3 separate regions of the Homo sapiens genome follow, and regions 1 and 2 are each linked to region 3. The links are chromatin loops, found by intact Hi-C in ENCODE. Cell type or tissue: heart left ventricle. All regions are shown on one strand. Region 1 overlaps ITGB2 (integrin subunit beta 2). Region 2 has its middle 24 kb from the start of PICSAR. Region 3 overlaps ADARB1 (adenosine deaminase RNA specific B1).

Region 1 (8,000 bases), 240 kb after region 3:
GAGCTCCATGGAAGGGACTGGGCCCATGCAGGGCAGTCATGGGAGGGTTTGGGCGGGGAGGTGACCCGACCATCTGCTCCGTGTTCCTGGAAGGTGAAATGATGCCGCAATCTTCCATGAAAGAAGCTGAGCATGTGTGAGCATGGGGGAGGCTGGCTGCGCCCCTGTGCATCTGGCCGGCCAGAACCGATGTCACCGGGCTGTTTAACACCCATGGAAACTCAGTAGAGTGCCAAGAGCCGATGGCTTCCTGGTGATTTTACTGTGATCCACCCTCGTGGGGCTACTTCCGCCTACCATCTGTGTGGTGGTAGGAATTCCCTACCTGTGTGGTGGAAATTCTGGCCAACACTGGCCACCATGCACGTCCTCCCAACCCAGTGATATTGCGAGCTTGAAATCCACCAGGCAGGATCACTCACACCACAGGCAGGAGTACTCACACCACAGGCGGGAGCAGTCACACCGCAGGCAGGATCACTCACACTGCAGGCGGGATCACTCACACCGCAGGCGGGAGCACTCACACCGCAGGCGGGATCACTCACACCGCAGGCAGGAGGACTCACACGGGCAGGCCTGGACAATGCTGCAGCTCAGGGCTTTGCTTTCTTTTCTTATCCTCATGATGCAACAGTAATTTTTTTTTTATTTTTTATTTATTTTATTTTATTTTATTTATTTTTTTATTTCATTTCATTTCATTTCATTTCATTTCATTTTATTTTATTGAGACAGAGTTTTGCTCTTGTTGCCCAGGCTGGAGTGCCATGGTGTGATCTCAGCTCATTGCGACCTCCGCCTCCTGGGTTCTCCTGCCTCAGTCTCCTGAGTAGCTGGGCTTACAGGTGCCCACCACCACGCCCAGCTAATTTTTGTATTTTTAGTAGAGACGGGGTTTCACCATGTTGGCCAGGCTGGTCTCAAACTCCTGACCTCAGTGATCCACCCACTTTGGCCTCCCAAAGTGCTGGGATCACAGGCGTGAGCCATCATGCCTGGCCTGGGTTTTTTTTGTTTTGTTTTGTTTTTTTGAGACAAGGTCTTGCTCTGTCGCCCAGGCTGGAGTGCAGTGGTGCGATCTCAGCTCACTGCAACCTCCACCTCCTGGGTTTAAGTGATCCTCCTGCCTCAGCCTCCCGAGTATCTGGTACTACAGGCATGTGACGCCACACCACTCTAATATTTGTACTTTTTGTAGAGATGGGGTCTTCTTATGTTGCCCAGGCTGGTCCTGAACTCCTGGGCTCAGGCAATCTTCCCACATCGGCCTCCCGAGTACTGGTATTCCAGGCGTGGCCCCTGGGCAGCTCAGGGCTTTTTACCCCCAAGAACCTCTTACCACACATCACTGACCACACACTCTGGGGACCAAGTGCAAAACTGCGTTGAGGACCGTCCCAGCCATTTTGCAGGTGCAGAAGCCCCTGGGGTGAGCCCAGTGCGTGGAGATGCCGTGGCACAGGTCCTAGCCGTGCCATGTCTGGTCTTCTTGCCCAACAGAAACTCACCGAGATCATCCCCAAGTCAGCCGTGGGGGAGCTGTCTGAGGACTCCAGCAATGTGGTCCATCTCATTAAGAATGCTTACAATGTGAGTCTCCCGCACCACTCAGCTGGGACCCATGGGGTGGCCAGCAATCTCCCCACTGCAGGTCAGCTCCTGCTGCAGGTCAGCAGGAGGGTGGTCTGGGAGGAAAGCCCCTGCCCCGTGGGCCAGCTGCAGCCTCCCGACCTGCCCTCAGGCCTCCAGGACACCCTGGCCCGGCACTTCCACGGGGAGCTCTGGGTCCTCTCTCGTTGATGTTGTGGGCGATGCTCCCTGAAACCTGAGCTCCGGACTCTTCATTCCAGACTCTTCTCTGCGGGTCTCTATGGAGAAGGGAGGTGGACAGCTCTGGTGGCAAACAGTGCAGCTGGGGCAGGAGGAGGCCACAGGAAACCCCCACAGTGGACTTGGGCCCTGGGAAGACACCCTGGGGGGTGGAATTCCTCTTGCTCTGTTCACCTGTCCTGGGCAAGCTCCAGAGAAGCCCTTAACCCCTGAATTTCTCCCTGGTGCACGGCCCATCGAGCTGCACCCTGGGCTGCTCCCCTGGGGAGCCCATGGCCCTGGTGGGCATAGGTAGGCATAGGTGCGCACTAGGTGCCATTCAGGGCCCCAGGCACCAGAGGTCCCGACTGCTCTGGAAATCTACCCCCAGGTGAGAGATGTTCTCAGAATTCTGGCCTGGATCCTTCTAGGCCAAAGGTCCTGCTGGCTTGAGGGAGCTCAGCACGTTAGCGCCTCCGACAAACGTTGGGTCATTGAATTAAACTGAAGGCCCGTGGAGGAGGTGCCATTTGCTTCTCGTAGCCTCCCGTGAGCCCCAAACCCCCAGAGCAGACCCTCCTGGGTGCCAGCCACTGCCCGAGGTGTTTCTGTCCTTACACAGAGGATGCAGGTGACGCCACTGCCCTGGCCATTCACCCGATGCCCCTATGAACCTGTCCCTCTGCCTCCTCTCAATTTCCGTCTGTCTCTCAGTCTTTGTCTCTCTTTCTCTGTCTCTCTCTGTCTGTCTCTCTCTGTCTCTGCCCCATCTCTGTCTGTCTCTGTCTCTGCCTCTCTCTGTTTCTCTCCATCTCTCTGTCTCTGGCTCTGGCTCTGCCCATCTCTGTCTGTCTCTGCCTCTCTCTGTTTCTCCCCATCTCTCTTATCGCTTGAACAATTTATGCAGCTCCTGCCCTGTGCTAGGTCCTGGGGACTCAAGGCTGAGGAGCAGCAGAAGCTCCCACCCCTGAGGCTCACACCCTGGCTCCATGCTAGTCCCTGTGGTCAGGCTGTCTCGAGGGCAGGACTGTGGCCCTGGCAGCCCTGCCATCCTCAGCACATCCTGCTGTGCTCTCCTCTGTGTCATTAGCTGACACTGGGGACTTGCACTGAGAGGAGAAGTGGAGACGGGTCTAAACCGCTGGGCCAGGCAGGGCCAGGACAACAGAAACACTCGCCCCCAAGAGTAACCGCTCTCTGCCCGCAGAAACTCTCCTCCAGGGTCTTCCTGGATCACAACGCCCTCCCCGACACCCTGAAAGTCACCTACGACTCCTTCTGCAGCAATGGAGTGACGCACAGGAACCAGCCCAGAGGTGACTGTGATGGCGTGCAGATCAATGTCCCGGTGAGCCTGGCCACAAGGGTCCCCATCCCAGCTTGCTGAGGGGCTCTGGGGACAGCCAGAAGGAGCCAGGGTCCCCATCCCAGCACACTGAGGGGTCCTGGGGACAGCCAGAAGGAGCCAGGGTCCCCATCCCAGCACTCTGACGGGGGCAGGGAGGGGCACACAGGCATCAGAGGCTGTCTGGGAGCAGGCAGCATCCACTGGAAGGACCCTGTTTCTTTCCTTCACATCCTCTCTGCCGAGGCCAGACGCTTTCCTTGTGAAGCTGATGTCAGGAACGTCAGTGAGAGGGTGCCGAGAGGGTGCTTCTCAGTGAGAGGGTGCTGGGAGGGTTCTTCACACACGCCTTGGCCCCCAAGAGTCCTACTCATCAACCTGGAGCCCAAATCCCTGGGTCAGGCCACTGCAGACTGAGGGATGGAGTGATGGCTGCGCCCCCTGGGGGCAGACGCCGGACACACAGAACAGGCGCAAACGGCAAACCTGGGTAGGGTTAGTTGTCATGATTTTCTGCGTGTTTCATTCTGTTTTTTTGACAGAAACATTAAGGCATGGGCCACACAGGTGGTTAGGAATGGACACTGAGTTCCTTCTCTAATCTTTCAGGTTTAAGTTTATTATCCAATCATTTGTTGTTTCTTTTTGTTTTTTGTTTTTTGTTTTTTTTTTTGCTAGCTGTGAAATAATATTCAGCAAGACACTTGCTTTCATTGCATTTTCTTAATATGACTTTGGAATTCCTTCAAACATGTTTCTTGGTAAATGTTGCCTGTGGATTTTTTTTTTTTTTTTTTTTTTTGAGATGGAGTTTCGCTCTGTCGCCCAGGCTGGAGTGCACTGGTGCGATCTTGGCTCACTACAATCCAAGTGATTCTCCTGACTCAGCCTCCTGAGTAGCTGGGACTACAGGCGTGTGCCACCACGCTCGGCTAATTTTTGTATTTTTAGTAGAGACAGAGTTTCGCCATGTTGGCCAGGCTGGTCTCAAACTCTTGCCCTCAGATGATCTACCCGCCTCGGCCTCCCACAGTGCTGGGATTACAGGCGTGAGCCGCGGCGCCCAGCTGTCCCATGGATTCTCACCAGAACGTTTCCCTCATGTTGGGTGGTCTGAGTGGGAGTGTGCTCAGCTTCTCCTGATTTGCTGTCTGCGTGTCACATGTCTCTGCTGATGTGTGGCCGGGGAGATCCTGGTGCCGGCCAGTGCGGGAGTGCGGGCAGAGCACCTCCTTGCCGGCTGACTTTGGCTCTCGGATCTGAGCATCAGCTCTTCCTGCTCCTGGTCACCCCTTCCTCCCCACGCTGAACCCCCCAGGACCCCTGCAGAGGCCAGGAGGTGAGGGTTGGGAGCTGGGCTGCCACCCTGGCCACCGAGGGTCCCCACCTGAGCCCAGCACTGCCCTGCAGATCACCTTCCAGGTGAAGGTCACGGCCACAGAGTGCATCCAGGAGCAGTCGTTTGTCATCCGGGCGCTGGGCTTCACGGACATAGTGACCGTGCAGGTTCTTCCCCAGTGTGAGTGCCGGTGCCGGGACCAGAGCAGAGACCGCAGCCTCTGCCATGGCAAGGGCTTCTTGGAGTGCGGCATCTGCAGGTGAGGCGGGCGCAGGTCCCTGTTGAACCATCCCCGAGCCCCACCCCACAGGGCAGGTGTCGGCAGGTGAGGTGGGTGCAGGTGGCTCCATCCCTTCCCCCACCCCACGGAGCAGGCATCCTGGGGGCCCCCTTCTGCAGGAGGTGGGGAGATTTGGGATTGGAACCCAGAACCCCTCGGCAAGCCCTCACCCGTGCTCCTGAGCCAGGGCACCAGCAATGCCAGCCTGTACTCTACACTCTCTGGCCATGGAGGACCCAAGGCAGGGGACTTGTGGGCAGGAGGACCCCCTCACCAGAGGATGGAGGCCCATCTCAGGGGCACAAGGAGTCCCCGCTGGGCGTGCCCATGGCCTTGAGTGGGTCACTTTCTCTGCCCGACCTTCCTTGACCCTAGGAGCTGGCTTCTCTCTGACCTTGGGGACCCAAGGCCATCAGGCTGGCAGCCCTGGGGCATGGGTGGCTAGAGAGCCTCCTGGGACAGGTGATGGCTTCTGGGAGCCTGGGCCCCATAGGCCACCTCTTGGGCGTGCACACCCCCTGCCAGGCGTGGGCACCCCACCTCAGGGAGAAGTGGGGGACAGGTGGACCCAGTGGGGAGGTTCACATGGCACTCAGCCAGGCGGCCTGCCCGGGGGCTGGATGGCTGTCCCCCTTTCCTTGCTTGCCTGGCCAGAGCTGCTAGGCTGACCTCCCAGGACTCTGCCCCCTTTGCTCTGGTCACCTCCTCCCCTGTCCTGACCGCAGTGCCAATCCACGTCCTGGTGGCAGTGCCCTTCCTCACCTTCAGGTCCCTGCTGCCCCCAGCCTCCTCCCATATCTCAGGACAATGATGGTCTCTGTGGTCTTGGTGGTCTCTGTTGCTGTCCTCGTGCCTCAGTGGCCACCCCGCCCACTGTCCTGGGTGTGCAGCCCTGGGGCGGCCTCTTCACGGGACTGTAGGGGTGACTCAGTCGGAACACTTGGCAGGTGTCGGGGGGTGCCCTGCCACAGGTACTCAGACACTCGGTCCTGCAGCTTCCTCCTCTGGGGAGCAGGAGAGCCCGTGGCAGTGCCGTCTCTGAGGATGCCTCAGGGTGTGTGTGGCTCCTGCCTGCCAGCGGCTTGATGCCAGCTTCCACATCTGTAAAAACCCCTTGTCCCTGCATTCTCCCACAACCTGGCCTGTCAGTGCACGAACGCAGGAGGGAGGGCGGGGCTGTGGCAGGAGGCAGTGCCGAGTCCCCACTGGCCACCATGTGGGGCACGCAGGAGCAGACACCAGCCACTCACAGAGCACCGGTATCGCAGCACAGGCCATGTGCATGGCTGCAACACAGCTCCACAGTGAGCCTGCCGAGCCACTGCATGCGCAGGCCAAGGCCAGGTGTCTGCTTTCCCCTCGGGACATCCTGGGGAGGGAACGCGGGGCCCCTGCACGTTTTGAGCACATTTAGTCCGTGGCAAGTGCTCAGTAGGCCTCGAGGAAAGCAAAATGTGCCATAGGGGTGTTCTCCACCAAGGGCAAGGGGCCTGGAGGACAGGGCGGCTGTCCCTTGTCCCACATCACTGGGGGGAGCCTGACCTTGGGGCCCCTCCTGTCCCCAGGTGTGACACTGGCTACATTGGGAAAAACTGTGAGTGCCAGACACAGGGCCGGAGCAGCCAGGAGCTGGAAGGAAGCTGCCGGAAGGACAACAACTCCATCATCTGCTCAGGGCTGGGGGACTGTGTCTGCGGGCAGTGCCTGTGCCACACCAGCGACGTCCCCGGCAAGCTGATATACGGGCAGTACTGCGAGTGTGACACCATCAACTGTGAGCGCTACAACGGCCAGGTCTGCGGCGGCCCGGGTGAGCCCGTGGGTCCCTGCTGGACAACGGCCGTCCTGCGGCACAGACTTGGTGTTGGGGGGTGCGTTCTGGACCATTCAACGAGTGGAACAGAAAGGGGGGATCCTGAGGACAGACAGTGCAAGTCTCGCCCAGCCACCGGGCGTCAGCAGGAACTTGGATGGCCCTGCACCCCGCCCTGCCTCAGTTTCTGTGTCCATGAGGACAAGGCGTCCTTGTGGGGAGGGCCCACAGGAGGAACGGTCATAGCCCTATTGAGGTCCCATTCACAGCAGGGCAGGGGAGGTCCAGACTGGCCAGGAGGCGGCCACGTGGCTGGCGGGGGCAGAAGGGCCTGGCTAGTGGCCCCATGCCTTTTGCTCAGGAACATCCCCCAGGCTGGAGGAGGCAGGCGGGCCGGAGGGAGCAACCGCAGTGGGGTTTCGGGCGGGTCTCGGTTCCCAGGCCAAGCAGGAGCTTAGCCGTGCTGCCCCGTCTTCCAGGGAGGGGGCTCTGCTTCTGCGGGAAGTGCCGCTGCCACCCGGGCTTTGAGGGCTCAGCGTGCCAGTGCGAGAGGACCACTGAGGGCTGCCTGAACCCGCGGCGTGTTGAGTGTAGTGGTCGTGGCCGGTGCCGCTGCAACGTATGCGAGTGCCATTCAGGCTACCAGCTGCCTCTGTGCCAGGAGTGCCCCGGCTGCCCCTCACCCTGTGGCAAGTACATGTGAGTGCAGGCGGAGCAGGCAGGGCGGGCAGGGATCCCCACTCCCCGGCCACCTACCCAGCAGCCGGGCTCACTCGGGGACCCCAGTGAGCACCTCTGCACCGCGGGGTTCTCTGCGGGTGCGTCTGGACTGAGGGGCCCTCCGCGGCCGCCGTGCCCCTGTGTCCCTCCTCCCTCCTGTGCGCACCTGCCGCGGGCCCTGGGATCAGGCTTCCAGTTCACCCGCTGCACCCGCATCTGCCCCACTTGGGCCCCCTCCTTGGCCTGAGGGCGCCCCAACCCCACCTGCCCCCCCTGGTGGACACACACCCAAGCCCGAGCCCCCGTTGCCGGAGCCCCCGCACACCCTGGCACCGATGCTCACACCTGGCTCCCCGCAGCTCCTGCGCCGAGTGCCTGAAGTTCGAAAAGGGCCCCTTTGGGAAGAACTGCAGCGCGGCGTGTCCGGGCCTGCAGCTGTCGAACAACCCCGTGAAGGGCAGGACCTGCAAGGAGAGGGACTCAGAGGGCTGCTGGGTGGCCTACACGCTGGAGCAGCAGGACGGGATGGACCGCTACCTCATCTATGTGGATGAGAGCCGAGGTGAGGCCGCTGGGGTGCAGCGGGGACCGGCTCCAGAGCTCCGGCTGCGGGGTCTCCGCAGAGGCGAGGGTGGTGCGGAAGGAGGATCTCACCTCCAGTGTTGTGGGCCCAGCAGGGTGGATGAGCCAT
Region 2 (8,000 bases), 100 kb after region 3:
CAGGCACCCGCTCTGTTCTCTGCCTGCAACTGGCCCAGAACCCACGGTGGGAAGGAGCTGAGACATGGGGGAGACACTGGCCGGCTTGAGCCAGGCACCCGCTCTGTTCTCTGCCTGCAACTGGCCCAGAACCCACGGTGGGAAGGAGCTGAGACCTGGTGCACCAGGCCCCAGGCTCCCGGACACATGGGGCCCATGTGCTACCCATGTCCATCACCCTGGGCACCAGGCGTCCTCCTGCACTGCCTTGGTTTGCCAGGACTCGGGGTGTGGAGGGACACACAGTGACACGGTGACTGAGGCTGGCGCTCTGCCCAGGAGACGTGGCGGAACCCCCTCGGCCTGGCCCCACGTGTTCCAAAGGTAGGGGTCCACACCAGCCATCGCGCCGGGCCGTGCGCACAGAAGCCATGTCCTCACCCGCCCGGCCCCGCCCCTGCCTGCCCGGCCCGTTTCCCAGCAGTTTTGTGTGCCTCCTTTCGAGCTGGAGCCCGCCTCCCCAAGACCAGCAGCAAGGGAGGCTCCAGGTGTGATTGGACAGCAGCACCTGGCACCTCGATGTCCTCCAGAGCAATTTCTGTGCGAGGTTGCAGCAGCCTTTGTGCCAGGTTGTGGATTTTTTCACAGTCTTTCCGTTCTTGTTATCAGGCATTCGTGTGTGAGAACCCCCTTCGTGGCCACCTCCGGCTCCGTTGCCAGGGTTCTAGCACAAGTGTCTCCATTTTGGTTCTGACAACTTTCACTCGGGGAAAAGCCAGCCCCCGTCTGTCACTGCAGGGGCCTGGGGCAAGGACAGGCAGTGAGGCGACGTTCCCCCAGAGCTGTGTGCACAGTGGCCGGGTTGCTCCAGCTCCTGGCAGGAGGGAGCCCGTCCTTGGAGCATCTCTCTTCTGCTATAAATACGTATTTGAGTTAGAAAATAAAACGCTTCCAACTGGGCGGCTGACCCTTCTGAGCTCAGAGCAGCCGCGTGGGGGTCCAGGCCTCCCCACCCCCCGCAGCCTGGCCGTGGCCTACTTTCCAAGCCAAAACGAAGTTCTGATGGAAAATGATTAACAAAGGAAGGATTTCTGCTTCTCTACTCCGGCTCCTGCTGGGTGGGGATGGTAATTGTGTGCCCTGTAAACTGTGGGGGAGCTCCGGGCAGGGGCCGATGAGCCCCCGCCCTGGCTGGAGCTGAGGGCACGGGTGGGTCACAGGGCTGGAGCCCTGCCTGCTGGGAAGGGCTCAGGTGCTTCTCTCCCTCCCTCTCTCCGTTCCTTCAGGTTCCACAGAGACCCTGGCCCCCAGCCTCTGACCCCGTCCTCTGAGGCTGTTCGGTTTGAGGTGGGAGAAGCCTGGTCTCATGCACCCCAACCTTCAGAGTCTCAGGCACCAGGAGCCCCAGATTCTTGGGTTCTTGCCCCTGGTGCTCAAGCGAGCTCCTTGCATACTTTAGAGAGTACTGAGGAGCCTGTGTGTCGGGGGCCCGGGCCCCAGAGGTTTAGGGGAACTGCTGTTTTCCTGTCTATCAGAAGTCTGGGGTCAGCCCCTCTTTACTCGGTACGCTCAGCCCCCATCTGGCGTCTCAGATATGTCTGCCTTATAGACAATTTCAAATAAGTTGTCCAATTTTAAATAAATGAGAGTGTTCGTGGCTTCCTTTTGCGTCTTTATGGATTTCCTGTGTTTTCCGCCATGAGTGTGGATTGTGTTCCACTGAAGGAGAAGGCGGTTTCCTGGCCCAGCACAGTCGCCTCCCCTGGGACCTCCCTGCAGGCCAGGCTGCCCCGGTGAGGTCTGCAGTTCCCTGGGAATGGCTTTGCACCCTGAGACCCTCGCAGCTGCCCCTGGTCTGCAGCACCCCGCCCTGCCCCCCCGCCCCTGGAACCCAGGACTTCCTTCTCCTCTCTCCAAACCTTCACGAACAGGAGGGGCTTCCAGGACACAAAGGGCTTTCAGGATCAGCGCGCCTATGCTGGGCATGGTGTGGCTGCACCAGCACCCCTGTGAGACGCTCAGAGACACACGGTCCCTCCAGGCCAGAATCCGATTCTGCATTTTCACAGGACTCAGTGACTCACACTTGCTGGAGCAGGAGAAGCAATGCCCTAAAAAGTTTCGGCAATTCACACATCAAAACTCTAGAGAGTTGTTGGAAGTGGGAAATGAACATTTGGGGAGAGGCTGAGATTTCAGCAAGACCTCTTGGGAACTTGCCCTTTGTAATTCTAAAGCGGCTTTGCTGGCTTCTGAATGTAAACTTGAATCGTGTGAGTTCTGATCCACTCATAACATTACCGTGCTTTATGTACTAAATGAAAGTGCAATTTGTTTGTACACTGATTACAGTTTTACCCGCTGAGTTGGCTCTTAGCTCATTTAAGCTGTTTCAAATGGAGCAGCAGCTGCCAAACCTGCAGAAATCCACCACTGATTAGCTATTGCCAATTGATGAGGAAGACAAAGACCCAGGAGGCCCACCTGCCGTGAGGGAGTTCCCCTGTGAGTCCAGGCCGGGGCTCTGTGGCCCCTGGAACCTCGGACTTCAGACGCCGGCCTGGGCTCCCACAGCGTCTGGTTTTCTCCATCAAAACTGCGCCTGGAGGGGTGAGGTGACCAGATGCAGGGGGTGGGGCAGGCGAGGAGGCGCCTGGCTAAACCCAGGTTGGGAGGAGCCTCTGCACAGCAAAGCCGGGGCTTCAGGACCCTTTGCTGGGACAGGTCCGGGAACCATCTGTGATTAGAGGGGCCCGTTTGGGAGTCGGGGGCCGAGGCCAAAAGGACACCCTGAATGCCACCTTTGTCCAGCAACAAGGTCTCATTAGTTCCATCTTCTGAGCTGTCACGCCGGCACCTTCCGCCTTTCCCGCGCCTCATTAGCCCCGAACAAAACCCACTGGTGGTGGGCTCAGCGGAGGCAGGGAGGCCACGGCCAGCTCTGCTCCACTCACTCAAGAGAGGGAGGAGGAGGCCTTGAGGCAGGGTCACGCTCGGTGACAAGGGGCTGCCTGTAGGCTTGTGCTTGAAGGATGAGAACTGCATCCTCCGTCAGGGACCAGACCCAGCCTGGTCTGAACCCAGCAGGCAGCAGGCAGAAGTGCTGTGCTGATTGGCCGTGGACGCTGGCTTAAGTCACTGACAGCGGAAATCAGCGCAGCCCTGGAGCGTAGCTGAGCACAGCTGCAGAAGAGCAGGGAAGCTCCAGGCTGCACCCTGGAGAAGGCCAGCAGCTTTCTCCCTCCAGATCCTGGGCCTGGCCACCCTGTCGCTGGCCAAAGGGGAGCAGCGCTCTCTGGGGCCCATGGTCAGAGTCCCCAGGCATGGCCAGCTCTAGGGGAAAATGGAAGATGGGAGGTCTCAGAGGCCACTGAGCCCCCTGAGGGAGCTCCAGGCTTGTTGAGCTTCTGTTGCGATTCGGAGGCAGCCAGATACAGCCCTGAGTGAAGCCCCGCTTGCCTCCAGCACCCCAGGACTGTCTCCACCCAGCACAGGCCACAGCCCTGCAGAGGACCCAGCTCAATGGACCCCTCTGGAGTGGGCTGAATGGTGACCCCTCAAGATGTCCACACCGTAACCCTGGAACCTGTCAATGTGGCTTATTTGGAAATAGGGTTTTTGCAGAGGTCATTATGTTAAGGATTTTTTTTTTTTTTTTTGAGACGGAGTTTCACTCTTGTTGCCCAGGCTAGAGTGCAGTGGCGCGATCTCAGCTCACTGCAACCTCTGCCTCCCGGGTTCAAGTGATTCTCCTGCCTCAGCCTCCCGAGTAGCTGGGACTACAGGCACACGCCACCATACCTGGCTAATTTTTGTATTTTTAGTAGAGATAGGGCTTTGCCATGTTGGCCAGGCTGGTCTCATACTCCTGACCTCAGGTGATCCGTCTGCCTCAGCCTCCCACAGTGCTGGGATTACAGGCAGGAGCCACCACGCCAGCCTGTTAAGGATCTTGGGATGAGGGTGCCCTAGATCCAATGACAAGTCTTATGAGAGACTAAGAGGCAGGAATGGGGATAGTGTGGCCACAAGCCAAGGAGCCCCAGGCACCTCCAGAAGCCAGAAGAGGCAGGCGGCCCCTCCACAGGACCCTGTGACCCCCAGACAGACGGTCCCTCCGCAGGACCCTGTGACCCCCAGACAGACGGTCCCTCTGCAGGACGCTGTGACCCCCAGACAGACGGTCACTCCTCAGGACGCTGTGACCCCCAGACAGACGGTCCCTCCGCAGGACGCTGTGACCCCCAGACAGACGGTCACTCCGCAGGACGCTGTGACCCCCAGACAGACGGTCCCTCCTCAGGACCCTGTGACCCCCAGACAGACGGTCCCTCCGCAGGACGCTGTGACCCCCAGACAGACGGTCACTCCGCAGGACGCTGTGACCCCCAGACAGACGGTCACTCCGCAGGACGCTGTGACCCCCAGACAGACGGTCCCTCCGCAGGACGCTGTGACCCCCAGACAGACGGTCACTCCGCAGGACGCTGTGACCCCCAGACAGACGGTCCCTCCTCAGGACCCTGTGACCCCCAGACAGACGGTCCCTCCGCAGGACGCTGTGACCCCCAGACAGACGGTCACTCCGCAGGACGCTGTGACCCCCAGACAGACGGTCACTCCTCAGGACCCTGTGACCCCCAGACGGTCCCTCCGCAGGACGCTGTGACCCCCAGACAGACGGTCCCTCCGCAGGACGCTGTGACCCCCAGACAGACGGTCCCTCCGCAGGACCCTGTGACCCCCAGACAGACGGTCCCTCCTCAGGACCCTGTGACCCCCAGACAGACGGTCCCTCCGCAGGACGCTGTGACCCCCAGACAGACGGTCACTCCTCAGGACCCTATGGCCCCCAGGGGCTTCTGGGGCCCAGGGGGAGCAGGGCCTTGCTTGGGGGTTCACATTCTGCACAGAGGGGATGCAACCGGCTGCCTAGGGAGACAGGGTCAGGACCCAGAGCTGAGTGTAGGCTGGGGAGCACCCAGGAGTACAGGGGGCTCTGGCCCACCCAGCTCAACTCTTCCCCTCTCCTCAGGGGGCAAGGACCCTCCACAAAGATGAGGTGAGGTGTTGACACAGTATTAGGGGCACATATCTTAATGGATAGGTATCCCAGGTAAGTTCCTAGAATAGGGATTTTTTTATCTACAAGCAAATCTTAACCCCTGGGCGTTTCAGCAAAGGCCCTGCCTGAGCCCCTCTCCTCATCCACATGCCCTCCTGGGTGTGGGGTACCTGTCGTTGGCGGTGCTCAGGGGATTCCGGTGTACATGCCTGGGGAGGCCCCAGGTCCCGAAAGCCAGGGCCACACTGCCTGGGGATCTTGTGGCCCCTGTGGACTCAGGGCCCATGTGTGCAGGGAGGAGGCACTCTCCCCACGTGCTCCATTGCCAGGGCTGATCCCTCGGCCCGAGACCCTGCTTGGTGGGGAGGCCCCAGCTCAGTACTCCTGCCCCTGTGTCTGTGTGACCCTCTGTCCGTCCTGAGAGTCTCTGCACATCTGGTCTGGTTTGACTTTAACCTGAATGCCCAGCCTCCCTGCTGTGTCCACAGCCCTTTCCAGAAGGACCCGCTCTCTCGGCACCCAGCCCGGAGCACCTCCTCACTGCCTGGTCCCTGCCTTGTGACAGGACGAGTTCACCACCCCTCCCCCAGCTGCAGGACAGACGTTAGATGCAGTGGCTTGGGGGGTCTGCTGGATGAAACCTCACGTTTCCTCCAAGAGCTGCCTATTTATTGTGCAGGCCCCATCCATGGCAAAACATCCTCCAGTCCTCTGGCCACTCCCTCCTTACAAATGAGCTTGAGGAGAAATCTGCAAGGTCACGGCCTCCTGGCTCCACCATCACAGAGACCCTGCCTGGGCTGGACCTGTGGTGGGGTCAGAGGATTCTTCTACCGAAACTCGAAGAAAGCCAAGGCCCGGCGTGGCCGCCAGATGGCCACCCCGTCCCCACTCCCTCTGGAAGACGCTGTCAGCTCTTCCATCTCTCTGAGACTGTCTGAAAGGCGTTCAGTGAAATACAGGTGCCTCCCATGGGCACGTCTCACGCTGTCCTCTCCCCTGCAGGAATGACCATATCCACTCCAGAGGCCCTGATGACCTGTGCGCTGTCACCCAGCCACAGCGCAGGCCAGACTCCAGTGCCATGTCCCCTGCGCAATGTCTGTTTCTTTCTGCAGCAAGTGTAGCCCCAACATCCTCATGGCTTAAATGTAGAGCCAGTGCCTCACTGTGGCCCAGCGGTCCCTGTGCCCAGCAGGGAAAACCTTCCAGGGCGCACGAAGCCCATAACAGGAGCTGTGCGGCCTCAACTCCCCTCAAGACCTAGAGCTTGGCCCTCCCAAAGGCGGCTGCCTGGACCCAGTGGAGCCTGTGCAGCCGGTGTCCAGGCTATGACGGCACCTTCGGGACTTTGGGGCTGCACAGTCAGGTTTCTCCTGAGTCCTTGAGCTAAAAATATCCCTGCTGAAATTTATAACAAAATCCAACTGTGCTCTGCACATTTTCTAGAAGCCCTCCCCGCCAATACACAGCTCCGCAAGGCAAAACCGCTGCTCCAGCATCTCTCCCAGTGACGCTGGGGCACAACGTCACTCGGTGTCCTACAACCCGGCCAGTGCTCATGCACCCCTCACGTTGCTCCAGGTGCCATCAACGAACAAGGCTGTCCCCAGCCTCCTGAACTAGCCTCCGAGGGGCTGGAGGCCTGCGCAGGCCATGGATGGTGGCAGACAATGGCGGCCCAGCACAGCTCCCCGCAGGGAGAGAGGACCTCAGGTCTTGGCTTGGCCACCAGTCTGCCCACTGCCTGGGCTTTTCCTTCAGTTCCGTGTGTTTGTCTCCAGGCTGAGCTAATGGTCCCCCGTCCCATCCTCCGTTTGTTAAGGACTTGGGCCATCCAGAAACGATGGATTCTAACTCCAACAATACAATTATACTCTGGCTAGTGGGATGGAAGTAAAAGTGGTCTAGGCCTCACTAGTAATGTCCTAACAGGGAGAAGGAGGTATACCTCCTTTTCATTTACCTCTCTACGGTTGGCTGGAAGACAAGCATGATGGCTGGCACATGGGCGGCCATCCTAGACTAGGAGTTAGCAACCACATATTGAGGACGACTGCACAGCAGGATAAGAGGGTGGAGCCCCTGATCCCAGCCCTGGTGTGTTGACATTCTATCTAGAAATGGACACTCTATCTTTTTAAGCCCCTTTCATTTCTTTTTCTTGTCTTTCCTGTGACCCTTTCCTAGGCCTTGTACAGTGTGGACTAGAATGATGACAGTGGGCACCCTGCCTTGCTCCTGATCTTAAGGGGAATGCTTCTAATGGGGAAAAGAGTCCCTATTTAACAAATGGTGCTGGGAGAACTGGCTAGCCATATGCAGAAAATTGAAACTGGATCCTTTCCTTACACCATATACAAAAATTAACTTGAGATGGATTAAAGACTTACATGTAAAACCCAAAACTATAAAAACCCTAGAAGAAAATCTAGGCGATGCCATTCAGGACATAGGCACAGGCAAAGATTTCATGATGAAAATGCCAAAAGCAATGGCAACAAAAGAAAAAAATTGACAAATGGGATCTAACTAAAGAGCTTCTGCACAACAAAAGACACTATCATCAGAGTGAAAAGACAACTTACAGAAGGGGAGAAAATTTTTGCAATCTATCCATCTGACAAATGTCTAATATCCAGAGTCTAAAAGGAACTTATACAAATTTATGAGAAAAAACAAAACAATCCCATTAAAAAGTGGGCAAAGGACATGAAGAGATGCTTCTCAAAAGAAGACATACATGCGGGGCCAACAAACACACACAAAAAAAGCTCAACATCACTGATCATTAGAGAAATCAAAACCACAACGAGATACCATCTGACACCAGTCAGAATGGCTATTACTAAAAAGTCAAAAAACAACAGATGCTGATGAGGTTGTGGAGAAATAGGAACGCTTTTACACTGTTGGTGGGGTGTAAATTAGTTCAACCATTGTGGAAGACAGTGTG
Region 3 (8,000 bases):
GCACACACCCGGTGGGCGCACACACCACTGTCGAGCATACACCCATCGGTCGCACACACCGTCGGGCACACACCTCTTTCAGGTACACACCTGTCAGGTACAGGTAAGACAAATTCTTTTCTCAGTCAGTGCAGTGTTAGCATCCTGCCCCTGGGGTACACACCTTGTACACTCCCCTGCCTTGCAGGCGGGAGGAACTGTGAACATGATGGGATATAGTGTTACATAAGGCAAAGGTGAAGGGATTTTACAGATGCAATTAAGGCATCTCATCAGCTGACTGAGTTCATCAAAAGGGAGATTTTCCTGGGTGGGCCTGGCCTGATCAGGTAAACCCCTGAAGGATGAGAGAAGTCAGAGAGGAAAGGAAGAGGGGAGACCCTGCCTATACGCCTTGAGAGGCAAACTGCCATGCTGGGAAGAGGGCCACAGGGCAGGGGCTATGGGCAGTCTCCAGGAGCCAAGCGCCACAGGCCTATGGTCACAAGGAACTGAGCTCTGCCAAGAGCCAGTGGGCCTGAAGAGGACCCTCAGTCAGAAGCAACGGCAGCCCCTGCTCAATACAGGCACCTTAACTCCTGACACTTCAAGGAACAGAATCAGGGGCTCAGGCTTCTGAACAGAGGCTGACACCCCTTCGACAACTGTCCGATTCCACCAGGGAAACGAGCCAGGCTCACCAGGGCTTTGCGCCCAGAAGCACATGACTGTGAAAACTTGACAGATGAGCCGCCACCCAGCAGACAGGAAGGAAGGAAGACTGGAGGAGCTGGCAGGGAAACGCTGACTGTGGCTTTGGAAGATTGTCGGTATTTTCTTTTATGGTGTATTTTCTAATGTGCGCTCAAAGAAGCCCCTTCTCTTTCTTCTTCGTCTATCTCTAGCCCTAAATCCAGTAGACTCTGCTTTCAAAGCTGAAATAAAACACTCTCTAGGTAACATCTTACTCTCCTGAACTTTCAGAATTCAGGAACACTCATGCTAAGACACTTTACTCTTCCTGACAATGGAGTTTACTGCATAGGTTCAGTAAGAATTTGTCCTCCTTTTTACTTGGATGTAACCGGACAAAAAAAATGTGCCACCAACCCCACATCTGGAGTGTCACATCTGAAAGTGAATCCCTCACATCCCCTAAGCCCACCCACAGGAAGGATCTGTGCCCTGGGGAGCCAGTGCCCACCCAGCCCCCACAAGGTAGCAGGCCTGGTCCCTGTTCTATAACTTATGGGGGCCCAGAAAATTGTGAGGGCCTCAAGTTAAAGAAATTCAACATTTTTAAAAACTATGGGCAAAACCTGGTGTGGATACATTTCTTGGGTCTGGCTTCCTAGTTCCAGGGTAGAAGAACAAATAAAAGCAATCTTAAAACTCTCTGGAATGACAGAGGCTACTGGAAAAGCCATCTTAGTTCCTCACAAAGCTTCAGACAGAAATGAATCCTCTGACCTGGCCAGCTGCTCTCCCACTGCCGACCTTCCAATAGGACGCCACCTGAGCTGATGCGAATCAATCAGGCCCAACACCACACTGACAGCTTCCTGGTGACAGGGGTCATGCCAGAAAAGCACATTCAGAGACTTCTCGTTCTTGGCCAAATTTTTACTTTAAAATTTCAGTAATCTTTTGGAATATTTAGATACTAAAACATCACCTTTGCTCAGTTGGTTATTTTAGTCAATAAATTACTTTGAAGGAAGAAAAATGTCAAGTTTTTGTCACAATATCTGAGGATCCAGAATTAGCATCCTTACAATAATGTGCTTCATTCGAAGGCCCTCATTGGCCTGACCATCCACCCGGACTGCCCATCTCGAGAACCTCCACACAGAGAAGAGCCCCGCAGAGGCTTGCGGAGCTCTGCGCCAGGACACCGCCAGGCACCAGGACAGAGGTCAGCACACAGGACACCCCAGGGAGGGCACCTCCACGCTGTGTAAGCCTTGAATGACGGCTCTTTCCTTCTGGCCCCAAGAGCCCCTCTGAAAAGTGCCAGCCCCTAAAGACGCAGCTGCCTCTTGGCACTGGGCTCCATGCCCCTCCTCACTTCTCCTTTCAGTCAAGGCTTCGAGAGAACTTTAGTTCCTGACCAGTCGGTCAGGCGGCCACACCACACTGTGCACAGAGCAGGAGGCGGCAGCGATGCCCGGTGGTAGCAACAGGTAGCAACATGAGAAGTGGCGTAGGCATCATGGTGACATGGGCACTCCTAAACCTCCTGGAGGGAGCAGGGCCACCCCGGAAACAAGGAACTGTCCTGCACAAAAGGACTTCCATGCAGGTGGAAAGGCTGCTCATAATTCTCTAAGCCCAGCCCAGCTGAGTTTTGGATTGACACAATGCATTTTTCTATACTTTTAACATACACTCAATGTTCCAGAAATACAGAGACTACCTAGAGACAGGGAAGACTGAACACTGCTTCCTTCAGGTTTGACCATTTCAGAAAGTAATGCCACTCAGCTCTATTGCTTATGGTTTTCAGGTCACCAGCTCAGTACCTACCCCACATCTGCCTGCACTGACAGGCCCACACCACTCAGTGATCCGAGTGAAAGCAGCAGTGCCTAAATGTCCATACAGTGGCATAGAAAACTATTTTATTATGTATCTTCAGTTTCTCTTTATATTACATTTCAGCATGACACTGCTTTTTAACATTATATGGCTATAATTATATAAGGTAATATCTTCTGTGAACTTCATTTTAAAATAAAAAGATGAGTTAATAAATATTTGTTACAAAAAGAAGATGTGGTGTGGGGTGGCAATGAGAAAGACTGAGAAAGCTTTCCAGGCTTCAACAAGAGTCAAGGTTTCCCGAAGCCCTCCTCAGCAATTCCTCTTGCGCAGGGGAATTACTATAGGAATTCTATCTATTGTATCCCCCCAAGATGTTCCAGCCTCAGAAGATAATCTCATGTATAAAAACACAAGAAATAACTTCAGTCTTTTCAAGCAAAAAGAAAGGCAAAAACAGTGAGTCTGCCTGAAACTAAAAATAACTCCCCACAGCCCTGCAGTGCGACCTGTGGCTACACGGCACAGACAGCACTAAGGCAGGACCCGGGAGGGAGGCTCAGAGGGAAACCAGACAGTGCAGTGAGGCTGAGGACGGCCGTGCTTCCAAAGATGTTCCAGCCAAAATCTTTCATGTTTATTTATTTTTATTTAAACCACCCTGAAAAGGGAAAAGAATAACACGCCAAACTGTTTGCTGCCGAAATTAGCTCTTATTTTATGAAAGAAAGGAAATACACGATTTCTATTCGCAGCTAGCATTTAGTAACACAGAATCAGGAGGAGGAGATATGACTCATCATGTCGTAATATTTTATAATTTCCAGCTCTTCAGTTTTGCTTTCTCAGCACATGCTTTAGATATCTCCTTCTGGCCTGATTATTTTTTCTATGCTTTTAAGAACAATTTATTGGTGCAAAGGATTATAAATAATTCATTTCTCCAATGCACAGTTATATTATATAAAAATACTTGCTATTTCACATATATGGCATAATTAATGCAATGTTTTACTTCTGTGGCATGTTAAAAATAGGTAGTCACAAATCGACACTTAACTTAGCAATATTAAACCACAACGTCTCTTTCAGACTCATTCCAACTCTGGGATCCTCATTCTTTCAATAACCTCTGGTTACAGAGAAGCTGATTTCCTATCACTAATTAAGCTAGAAGAAGCGCTGTGGCTGAAAATAAAATCCCATCCCACAGCACAAGCCATGATAAAGGTGACCTGATTTTGACCTTCCCATACTTGGACTGCCTGTGTACCCCCCCAAAAAAAGCATCGGTTGAAGATAAAGCCTCCTTTAAAGGTCTCGCTAGGGAACCAGTTACCTGAAATTCCTGACATTTACAGACAGAAATGGCAAGCAGGACCTTTGCTGGCACAAACTCAAAACCCAGTAGTCAGACATGGGTGTGTCTCTACTCCCCAAAGACGGCGTCCCCCCTAGGCTCCCAGCCACTCTCATCCATCCACGCTCACGCCCTGGTGACCGCCCCCTACCTATGGCTCTGCACCAGCCACTCCCATCTGTCCACACTCACGCCCTGGTGACCGCTCCCTCCCCACAGCTCTGCATGCCATCCCGAACTCCCAGGCGGGAGCACGGCTGTGTCCAGTGAGCGGCTCACATGAGAGCTGCCAAGCGAGCGCCTGGTCCCTGCCATGCCCAGAGGGCATCTGAGGCCCAGTGGGCGCTCGTCAGTATCCACAGAGCAAATGGACACAGGAGCACACCTGCGTTCCTCCAGCCAGCAGCAGCCCTCTGACACCTTCTCTTTCCCCTCATCTCATCTGAACCCATGAAAAAGCTTCCCTGGAAATGTACAACTGGACTTCCTGAGTTAGTCACTCAGCTGCTCATAAGTAAATTAATCTGACACCATACTAATTTTACTGGGATTTTAGTATTTGTCACAACTTCTCTCAAAAGCAGACGCTGAATCATGAGATAGTCGCCAAAAATAAGTACTAAAGAAATGTTCTTCTTTTTTTTTTTGAGAAAGAGTCTTGCTCTGTCACCCAGGCTGGAATGCAACGGCATGATCTCAGCTCACTGCAGCCTCTGCCTCCCGGGTTCAAGCGATTCTCCTGCCTCAGTCTCCCGAGGCTGGGACTACAAGCGTGCACCATCACACCTGGCTAATTTTTGTATTTTTGGTAGAGATGGGGTTTCGTCACGTTGGCCAGGCTGGTCTCAAACTCCTGGCCTCAAGTAATCTGCCTGCCTCAGCCTCCCAATGTGCTGGGATTACAGGAAAATTTTCTTTTAATTACTCCTAAGAAAATAATAATTGATGGTAAAAGGCTTTCACCAAGTCTAGTGCCCGGCATGAAGCACTGACTCAATAAATGGTGAACTGACCCCAAAGAGGGCAGCAAGTGCCACACATGCCACTGGAGGGCAGCAGGTGCCACACATGCCACTGGAGGGCAGCAGGCACCACCCCAGAACAAGCAGGAGGGACTCATGGGTGAGCTAAGGCTGCAGTAAGATTAGAAATCAACCAACAGTAACAGATCATCTGTGCCGGGAAGTATTCAATAAAGCATCTTTCAAAGGCAAGCCAAAAGGCTTAATTAAGCGGTTTATATCAAGAAAAAGGCATTTCTACCAGTCAGATTTGATCAGATCTTTACAGGTTTTTACTCACCTTGAAATTTTTCTAGCTTTATGTCTGCTCTGATCCCAAGGCAGCTTCCTTCGGTGCGAGCGGACTGAGAGAGTATCTCAGCAGGACTGAAGTAAGCAGAACTCCGCGCTTGGCCAGTGTGTCTCCTTCAGTTGCCCCTTAAGCTCTCCATGCCAGCCTGAAAGGCTCCACTCTGTGTAACAGAGAGATTCGGTAACTTCACACTTGTTTGATTCAGTATCAAAAGCTTTGTCACCATTTCAGAAGTGAACTCTATAACAATAAATACTCTCCATGAAAAGTCTTCTAAATACAAATTTAAGTTATTTTAAATGTACTCTTCCGAATCTGTAAAGGGGATATGCGCAATCCATCACGTCTCCGTCCGTCTGCCTGCAGCAGGTAGAGGCACCTGTGACAGACGGAGGCAGATCGCTGCCAGCCCAACATCTCGGCATCAGCGGCACCAGGCCACACACTGAGGACTGGAGTCTCAGGCAGAATCTCACACGTACTCATCTTTTTTACAATTCAATATGCACACACCCCTACACATGCACACATGTGAATGTGAGTCCAGATACAGAGACGCACCATCCCTGCACGTGCTCTGCCCGGGTTTGGAAGCTACAGGCCACCTCTGCTTCTGAAGCAGAGGTTGTGAAACAGTATCTCCATCTAGTTTCTGCTCTGTGTGAAAGCGTTTTCAACCAGCAAGCCATTAGAGAAAATGTTTCAACATGCTAATATAATTATAAAACCTCAATATGGAGTATTAAAATTTTCTTCCTGAAAAGCAAACTGATATCCAAAAGAAGGGGAAGTCTGCAATGGGTTTCTCCATTGCAGAGTTCCAAAGAGAAGTCTCTGGGAGGTGTGTCCAGGGGTGAGCGGGTTTCTGAGTGGGAACCTGGAGGAAGGAGGTGAAGTGTGGGATAAGGTGCGCGTGAAAGTGGCTCGACTCTCGCTATGCAGACTTGGCCAGGCCATCACAATGCGTTCCTGCTGCCCCGGTCGCTGCTGCAGTCCTCAGAGGAGATTGGAGGCTACCTTCCAAACCTCCCACCTGTGACCAGCTGACATTCATCTACAACACACGTCAGCTCGTCTGCTGGGACAGACCTAAGACACAGAGACAAGCTCACCTGTGTCCTGCACTAGCACCATCAAGTCAAATGGGCTGTCACTGAAAATGCTCTATCAGCCTGGAATTACAGGTCACAGAGTCATCTTGTCCAGCACAGAGAATGAGGGCCACATGTCCAGAACTGTCCCCACTATCAATGACCCCCATCATCCCCACACCAGATTCAAGCTCCCAAATCACCCTCCCCAGCGGTCCCAATCACCACGCCTGGGTGGAGAGTGTCAAGAAGTGCAAGGACGTTGGCCTCTGACCTTCAGCGTTGCCTCCACTCAGTCCGAATCCAGCTCCACCACAGCCCCTCCCCAGTGGGCAGAGAGCAAGGGCCCCGAGTGAGCATGAGCTGAACAAGCTTCTCTGGAGATGGCACCTAGCCCCTCCCTCAATCCAAAGAGCCACAAAGAAGTAAAATCCATTCTAGAAGCTTTACACACCAAAAAGTCCACCGCCTAAACAGAGAAAGAAAAACACAGCAGAAAGGACATGAAACCAAGATTTACAGAACTGGGTTCTAGTGCCCACATCATGTCCCACCAACTCTGCAAGCCTGGCCAAGAAATCTGACCTCCCTGGGCCGTCTGCAGGATGGGAAACTGCATGGGAAGCCCAGCCACTTTGAGGAGGGAGCAGGTGATATGCAGAGTGGGTTTTGGAAGCTGCAAAGTCTAAACATCAAGTGTGAGAATGGTTGCCTCCCATTTGAGTACACTCATACCAACTGAGGTAAAACTGCCATACTTGCCAGGAGTATTGCAAGGGGTTTCAGGAAAAGCATGGCTTCCAGGAAAGAGGGGTCCAGGCCACCACCCTAGACCTCAGCCTTGCAGTCGTGTGACTTGAACAGTGACTCAGCCCCTTCCAGGCTTGCTCCTATGAGGACAGGACGAGGACACAAGGAACACCCGCCGCAGATGGTGCCGTGAGGATTAAATGGAGGAACAGATGTAGAGTGCTTGGCCCCGTGACTAAGATCACAGTAGGGGCGCAATAAAAGATGGTCAAAAACACCGGAGTCTTTTTGTCATGGAGGGAGTGGAGAGGAGCAGGTGACAGAGACAGCAGACAGCGGCTGAAAAAACAAAACAGTGGAGAGATGGAAGATCTGCACAACACAATTAACAAGCTGCATGGTGGTCACATGCAAGACGCTGCTCCTAACAGTGCATCACACATCAGCTCCTCAAGGACACATGAGCCACTTCTAAAAATAGACCATATCCCAGCCGTAAAGAAAATCTCAACATATTTCAGGTGGCTGAAATCAGACAGAGCTCATCCTCTGATCGTAATACCATGAGCCTAGAAATTAACAAGCCAAGTATAACTAGAAAGTCCCATATGTCTGAGAGTTCAGCAATACACTTCTAAATAATCCATAGACAAAAGAAAATAATCACAGGAGAAAACAGAAAACACTTAGAACTTAAAACTAGAAAAGATTATGTACAGAATTGTGTGGCACACAGATAAAGCAGTACATCAGAGGGACCTTTATAGCTCGGTGCTCAAGCTAGAATAGGAGTAAAAAAATTAAAGAGTGCCTACCTGAACAAGTCAGGGAGAGAAGAACAAAGTAAGCTCAAAGAAAACAGAAAAAGGGAACTAGTAAGAAATTCAACCTGTATTAATTACATATAACGGCAGGTACACAAAGATAAACATTGGTTCTTTGAAAAGACAATGCAGTGAACCAGT

Evidence for each region. Hi-C counts contacts between places; a loop is a spot of excess contacts. Peaks named below come from ENCODE experiments on the same cell type or tissue, not always from the same donor. Only the 100,000 strongest peaks of a DNase experiment are listed, where the experiment ranks them.
Region 1: it touches region 3 in a loop (3-fold over the local background); 24 of 110 quality-filtered maps call a loop at or near these places.
Region 2: a loop joins it to region 3, with 2.3 times the contacts of the local background. A loop is called at or near these places in 3 of 110 quality-filtered maps.

What each region holds. Positions count from the first base shown.
Region 1 is chr21:44,888,564-44,896,563 of GRCh38, reverse strand. It overlaps ITGB2 (integrin subunit beta 2), which reads left to right. Exons shown (of 16, transcript NM_000211.5): 9 at 1,504-1,593; 10 at 3,020-3,160; 11 at 4,568-4,755; 12 at 6,342-6,586; 13 at 7,069-7,288; 14 at 7,669-7,871. Among named protein-coding and RNA genes, the nearest start is that of PTTG1IP, 19 kb to the right of the region's middle. In heart left ventricle, a CTCF peak has its summit at 3,603 (motif pointing left); DNase peaks (open chromatin) are centred at 3,213, 3,583, 4,563, 5,933 and 3 weaker places.
Region 2 is chr21:45,024,875-45,032,874 of GRCh38, reverse strand. No RefSeq gene overlaps it. Among named protein-coding and RNA genes, the nearest start is that of PICSAR, 24 kb to the right of the region's middle. RefSeq lists enhancers at 982-1,649, 3,962-4,461. In heart left ventricle, no CTCF peak of the experiment used is centred here; a DNase peak (open chromatin) is centred at 3,118; H3K4me3 peaks cover 484 bases; H3K27ac peaks cover 590 bases.
Region 3 is chr21:45,125,756-45,133,755 of GRCh38, reverse strand. ADARB1 (adenosine deaminase RNA specific B1) reads right to left here. Exons shown (of 11, transcript NM_001112.4): 2 at 5,183-5,354. Among named protein-coding and RNA genes, the nearest start is that of ADARB1, 55 kb to the right of the region's middle. RefSeq lists an enhancer at 1-243. In heart left ventricle, CTCF peaks have their summits at 4,024 and 4,934 (motif pointing right); DNase peaks (open chromatin) are centred at 4,129 and 4,945; H3K4me3 peaks cover 686 bases; H3K27ac peaks cover 3,322 bases.